2 separate regions of the Homo sapiens genome follow, and region 2 is linked to region 1. Evidence: chromatin contacts called from ENCODE Hi-C or POLR2A ChIA-PET data. All regions are on one chromosome and are shown on one strand. Each heading gives the region's core, a stretch centred on a gene start or an enhancer-like site at or near the end of the contact. The rest is flanking DNA. Distances are from core to core; before and after follow the strand shown.

The links. Hi-C counts contacts between places; a loop is a spot of excess contacts on that map. ChIA-PET counts read pairs that join two places held with the same protein, here RNA polymerase II (POLR2A). Pooled maps may share reads with other maps.
Region 2: a loop to region 1 is called in a map of endothelial cell of umbilical vein, with 3 times the contacts of the local background. The contact joins two enhancer-like sites. A Hi-C loop is called at or near these places in 3 of 168 maps with a recorded cell type or tissue (endothelial cell of umbilical vein and heart right ventricle) and 3 of 50 pooled maps. POLR2A ChIA-PET finds 5 or more read pairs at or near these places in 9 of 52 experiments (BJ, H1, IMR-90 and 6 more).

What each region holds. Positions count from the first base shown.
Region 1 is chr5:16,993,407-16,996,106 of GRCh38, forward strand. No RefSeq gene overlaps it. Among named protein-coding and RNA genes, the nearest start is that of MYO10, 58 kb to the left of the region's middle. RefSeq lists an enhancer at 1,004-1,556. Within about 2 kb of position 1,430, at least 3 of the 41 ENCODE cell types and tissues checked have a DNase peak (open chromatin) inside an H3K27ac peak, as active enhancers do; they include endothelial cell of umbilical vein, where a contact is called at or near this core.
Region 2 is chr5:16,956,638-16,959,337 of GRCh38, forward strand. No RefSeq gene overlaps it. Among named protein-coding and RNA genes, the nearest start is that of MYO10, 22 kb to the left of the region's middle. Within about 2 kb of position 1,279, at least 3 of the 41 ENCODE cell types and tissues checked have a DNase peak (open chromatin) inside an H3K27ac peak, as active enhancers do; they include endothelial cell of umbilical vein, where a contact is called at or near this core.

The DNA of each region.
Region 1 (2,700 bases), core at 180-2,679:
GTGGATATGAACAAGGAGGATCAAATGAAGACAGAAAACAGGAAGGCAGAGCTAAGAAATTGTAGGAAGAGGAAATGAAGAAAAATGAGAAAGAAAAGGAAATGGTTTAAATTTTCAAAAATGAACAAAAATAAGATGGATTCAGAATACTCCACGTGCAGCTGTTTCTGCCAGTACCGTAAGGACCACATAGATTAATTAGCTTTGGCCTTTATCTTTGAAGAATTTAGAATTAAGAGTAGAAATCAGATGAAAAATATGAGAAGACATACATGTCTTTGTCTACCCTTGTTTCCTGAGATTTATATGAAGAGAGCTTTTCAAAGTAGTTAATGGCCAGGCACAGTGACACGTCTGTAATCCCAGCACTTTGGGAGGCCGAGAGGGGAGGATCATTTGAGCCCAGGAGTTTCAGACCAGCCTGGCCAATGTGGCGAAACCCTGTCTCTACTAAAAATACAAAAATTAGCTGGGCATGGTGGCGTGTGCCTGTAACCCCAGCTACTCAGGAGGCTGAGACAGGAGAATTGCTTGAACCCAGGAGGCGGAGGTTGCAGTGAGCCAAGATTGCATGACTGTACTCCAGCCTGGGAGACAGAGCGAGACTCCGTCTCAAAAAAAAAAAAAAAGAAAAAGAAAAGAGTAGTTAATGGCCAGGCATAGTGACTCACGCACTTTGGGAGGCTGAGGTGGGAGAATCACTTGATCCTAGGAGTTCAAGACCAGCCTGGGCAACATAGCGAGACTCCGTCTCTACAAAAAATACAAAAAGTTAGCTAGATGTGGTGGCACTTGCCTGTAGTCCCGGCTGCTTGGGAGGCTGAGGTAGGAGGATTGCTTGAGCTCAGAAGTTTGAAGCTGTAGTGAGCCAAGTCACAGGGCTGCACTCCAGCCTGGGGGACAGAGCAGTACTCTGTTAAAAAAAAAAAAAAAAAGTAGTTAACATATTTTACTTCTCTTTGAAAGTGCTTCAAGTAAGTGGGATAACTAAAAAACAGAAAATGTTTAAAATTTATGCTTGTCGCTTATAAATTCCATTTCTGTCTTGCAGTTCAGGCTGGGGGGCTTTGTGGAGATCCCTCTCCTGAGGTGGTGTCCAGGGCTTGGGGGACAATTACTGGGCGTGTCCCCTCCTCTGTAACCAGAAGGCGGAACATGTGCTGACAGCTGAGAGGGAGAAAGGAGCTATTTTCTCCTCCCTTCTAAAGCTGTTAATGTCCTGGGCTCCAATAAACGATTGTAACAATTGATCTCTGTGTGGTGAATCAGATACTCATTACATCTTGCTAAGCAAGACACTTAACTGAGCAGAATTCCTTTTCTAGTGACCTCTTCTCTCCTCTTAATGGGCAGTGATCCCTGAACCACAGGGGCTTGTTGTTGGTCCAGGTCACAGGCTTACAGCCTCCAGCGACACACACAGTAGTTTGAGCAGGAAAGGGAGAGGGACACTCTTCCATAAAAGGCCTCAGTGTGATCTGCTGTGTGGCAGACAACTGTGCGCAGGTCCTTGAAGTACTGAAGAAAGTCAGAGGAAGTTTGCCTGAGGGGTGCTTGTGATATTTTTGGCAGTGATTTTCTCACTACCTGTACTGTTTGTGTCTATTATTAATGTTTACTGCAACTTGAAAAAGAATAGCTACTAAATTAGGATTTGATGAACTTCTCAGCTGGAGAGAGCTGGATCTTACAGAGAAACACCATTTGGGATTGGAGATGTTGTGTTCTCTTAGTGGTTTCATTTTGATGTTAGGATAAGGAAGGGAAAAAACACTTCCAGAAGGCAGAAACAGCTTGTTGTGTCCAGTCCATGGAAGAAACATCAACATGTTTGAAGTGAGCTTTGCAGTTGTTTTGTCTAAATAGATGAAGGGCTCCAGGCTTTGGCTGCCTCACCATCACATCCTTTTATAATTTTAGTTTGGTTGATGAGTTTTTTTTCCTCAAGATTCTGCCTGATTTCAGCAAGTGTTTGGTGCTGCTGGGTAATGTCTTTACTATTAAACCATTTGGATTTTACTCACTTTTCAAGATCAATGGCTTATTTTGTTGTTACTGGAAAGGAGTTAGAAAGCTCCACAACATCTCTTCCACTCTGCCTTCAAGGGATCGTCACAGCACAAATGTGATTGTTTCTGGACTTGTTAAGAGCCCTGAGCAATACAATGTGAAATAGCTTAGGCCTGGGCTGGAAGGAAATGATGAATGTTTTCCTTAGAGGAAGCGATTGGGGGTTTGGATGGAGGGATCTCGGGGCAAAACCCCACTTCCTGGAAGGATAATTAGTGTGTAGAAAGGTAAGCAGACACTGTTCTCGTAGAAAGTCCCTTGTAATTATCCCAATAGGAATGTGCTCAGGACATATTTTTCCCTTTATTAAAGGGGTTGTGGGAGCACTGAATGATCAGCGTTGAGCCTTTTGTCCCAAGGAGAATTTCACAAAGGGCAAAGTCCCCTTTCCTCATATTTTGCATACCAAGGGAGTAATATCCAAAAAGTAGTGGTCCATTTGTTAATTCACTTTTTAGATCTCTCTCCCTCCATGCATACCATATATAATATATACATTCTATTTAGTGTATTATATAATAAAACAAAATGCACAGAAAGGTTGCTTAAAGATCTTAAGTGTGTGTTTGTACTGTCATCCTAATGAGATTTGGAGATTAAAGTTTTCTAAAATCTTGTTTTAGAAACAAG
Region 2 (2,700 bases), core at 29-2,528, 37 kb before region 1:
TTAAGAGACATCGGGAGAAGAGGACTGAAGGGCATTAAGCGCAGACTTGCTAGGAGTTGGTTAGAAAGGAAACTAGTGAAATGGGGAAATACCTGGAGAGAAAAGTAAAGACAAAAGAAAGGTTCTATTTTAAGAAGGAGAGGCTGGGTGCAGGGTCTCACGCCTGTAATCCCAGCACTTTGGGAGGCTGAGGCAGGAGGATAAGTTGAGGTCAGGAGTTCAAGACAAGCCTGGCCAACGTGGTGAAACCCCATCTCTACTAAAAAATACAAAAATTAGCCGGGCGTGTTGATGCGCACCTGTAGTCCCAGCTACTTGGGAGGCTGAGGCACGAGAATCAATAGAACTGGGAGGTGGAGGTTGCAGTGAGCTGAGATCACGCCACTGCACTCCAGTCTGGGCAACAGAGTGAGACTCTGTCTCAAAAATAAAATAAAATACAATTTTATTATTTCAAAGAAGGAGAACCCATCCATGCTTGGGTGCTTATGGGAATGGACTAGTTGAAAGGCGAAAGTTGGTAGAGAGGAGAAAAGCATGGCCAGAGGGATGCCTTTGAGTTGTCAAGAAGGGGAGATTTGGTATCCAGATTGCAGTGTGTGACCTGACTGTGTTAGAGGACCTCAGAGAGGCAAAGAGCACCCCTAGCTTTGGAGGTGGTGAGAGGTGAAGCCAGCTGGACTTCCCGGGTCTAGTGGGGGCTTGGAGAACTTTTCTGTCCAGCTAAAGGATTGTAAATGCACCAATCAGCACTCTGTGTCTAGCTAAAGGATTGTAAATGCACCAATCAGCACTCTGTAAAATGGACCAGTCAGTGCTCTGTAAAATGGCCCAATCAGTACTCTGTAAAATGGACCAATCAGGAGGATGTGGGCGGGGCCAAATGAGGGAATAAAAGTTGGCCACCAGCGCCAGCACCCGCAAGCGGTTCAGGTTCCTTTTCCACACTGTGGAAGCTTTAGTCTTTCACTCCTCACAGTAAGTCTTGCTGCTGTTCACTCTTTGGGTCCACAGCACCTTTAAAAGTTGTAACACGTGCTGAGGAGGTCGGCTTCACTCTTGAAGTCAGCGAGACCACCAACCCACCAGAAGGAAGAAACTCCAGACACAGTGGCACTGGGTGGAAATTGAACAAGGAGCTCTCCTGACTTAAGTCTGAGGCCCTCTCCCTGGTACAGTTGCTTCGAGGGCCTAGGCGGGGCCTTAGCAATGTGTTCCTATGGTTTTGAAAGTGTTTCATGAGCTGTTTTCATTGTAATAGATGCACCTTAAGATTCAGCTTTCCAATGTTAGCTGTGTTACGCTCCCCCCTGCATTCTGGGGGCATTGGAGTAGGCGGGAGGATTCTTGAGACCTGAGTAAGGGGAAGTTTAGTGGTATATTAGTCAGGGTTTTCCAGAGATACAGAACCAACAGGATGTGTATATATAGAAAGAGATTTGGTTTAAGGAATTGGCTCACACAATTGCGGAGGCTTGCTTAGTCCAAAATCTGCAGGGTAGGCCAGCAGGCTGGAGACCAGGGAAGAGTTGTAGTTCAAATGCTGGCAGAATTCCTTCCTCTTAAAGGGAAGTCAGTTTTTGTTCTAGTAAGGCCTTCAACTGATTGGATGAGGCCCTTTTCCATTATGGAAGGCAATCTGATTTGCCAAAGTCCACTAATTTAAATGCAAATCTCATCCAAAGACACCCTCATAGGCACATCCAGAATAATGTTTGACCAAATATCTGGTGGCCCAGCCAAGTGACATATAAAATTAGCCATCAAGGCCAGGCGTGGTGGCTCACGCCTGTAATCCCAGCACTTTGGGAGACCAAGGCCGTTGGATCACTTGCATCTAGGAGTTTGAGACCAGCCTGGCAACATAGTGAGACTCTGTCTTTACAAAAAATAAAAAATTAGCTGAGTGTCATGGTGTGCATCTGTAGTCTTAGCTACTCAGGAGGCTGAGGCAGGAGGATCACTGGAGCCTGGGAGGTCCAGGCTGCAGTGAGTCGTGATCACTCCACTACACTCAGCCTGGGCAGCAGAGTAAGACCCTGTCTCAAAAAAAAAAATTAGCCATCATTCATAGGATATATTTTTGTGCTTTGGAGTGTTTTGTTTTTGTATTTATTTATTTATTTATTTATTTATTTATTTGAGACAGAGTCTTGCTCTGTCACCCAAGCTGGAGTGCAATGGCGCAATCTCGGCTTACTGCAACCTCTGCCTCCCGGATTCAAGGGATTCTTCTGCCTCAGCCTCTGGAGTAGCTGGGATTACAGGTGCGCACCACCACGCCTGGCTAATTTTTTTTTTTTTTAATTTGTAGTAGAGACAGGGTTTTACCATATTGGCCAGGCTGGTCTCAAACTCCTGACCTCGTGATCCACCTGCCTCGGCCTCCCAAAGTGCTGGGATTACAGGTGTGAGCCACCGCACCCGGCCATGTATTTTTTTTGAAACAGAGTCTTGGCCTGTCACGCAGGCTGAAGTGCAGTGGCATGATCATGGCTCACTTCAGCCTGAACCTCCCAGGCTCAGACAATCCTCCTGCCTCAGCTTCCTGAGTAGCTGAGACCTCAGGTACATGCCACCATGCCCAGTTAATTTTTAAATTATGTATAGAAATGAGGTCTCCCTATGTTGCCTAGGCTGGCCACGAACTCCTGGGCTCAAGTGATCCTCCTGCCTTGGCCTCCCAAAGGGCTAGGATTG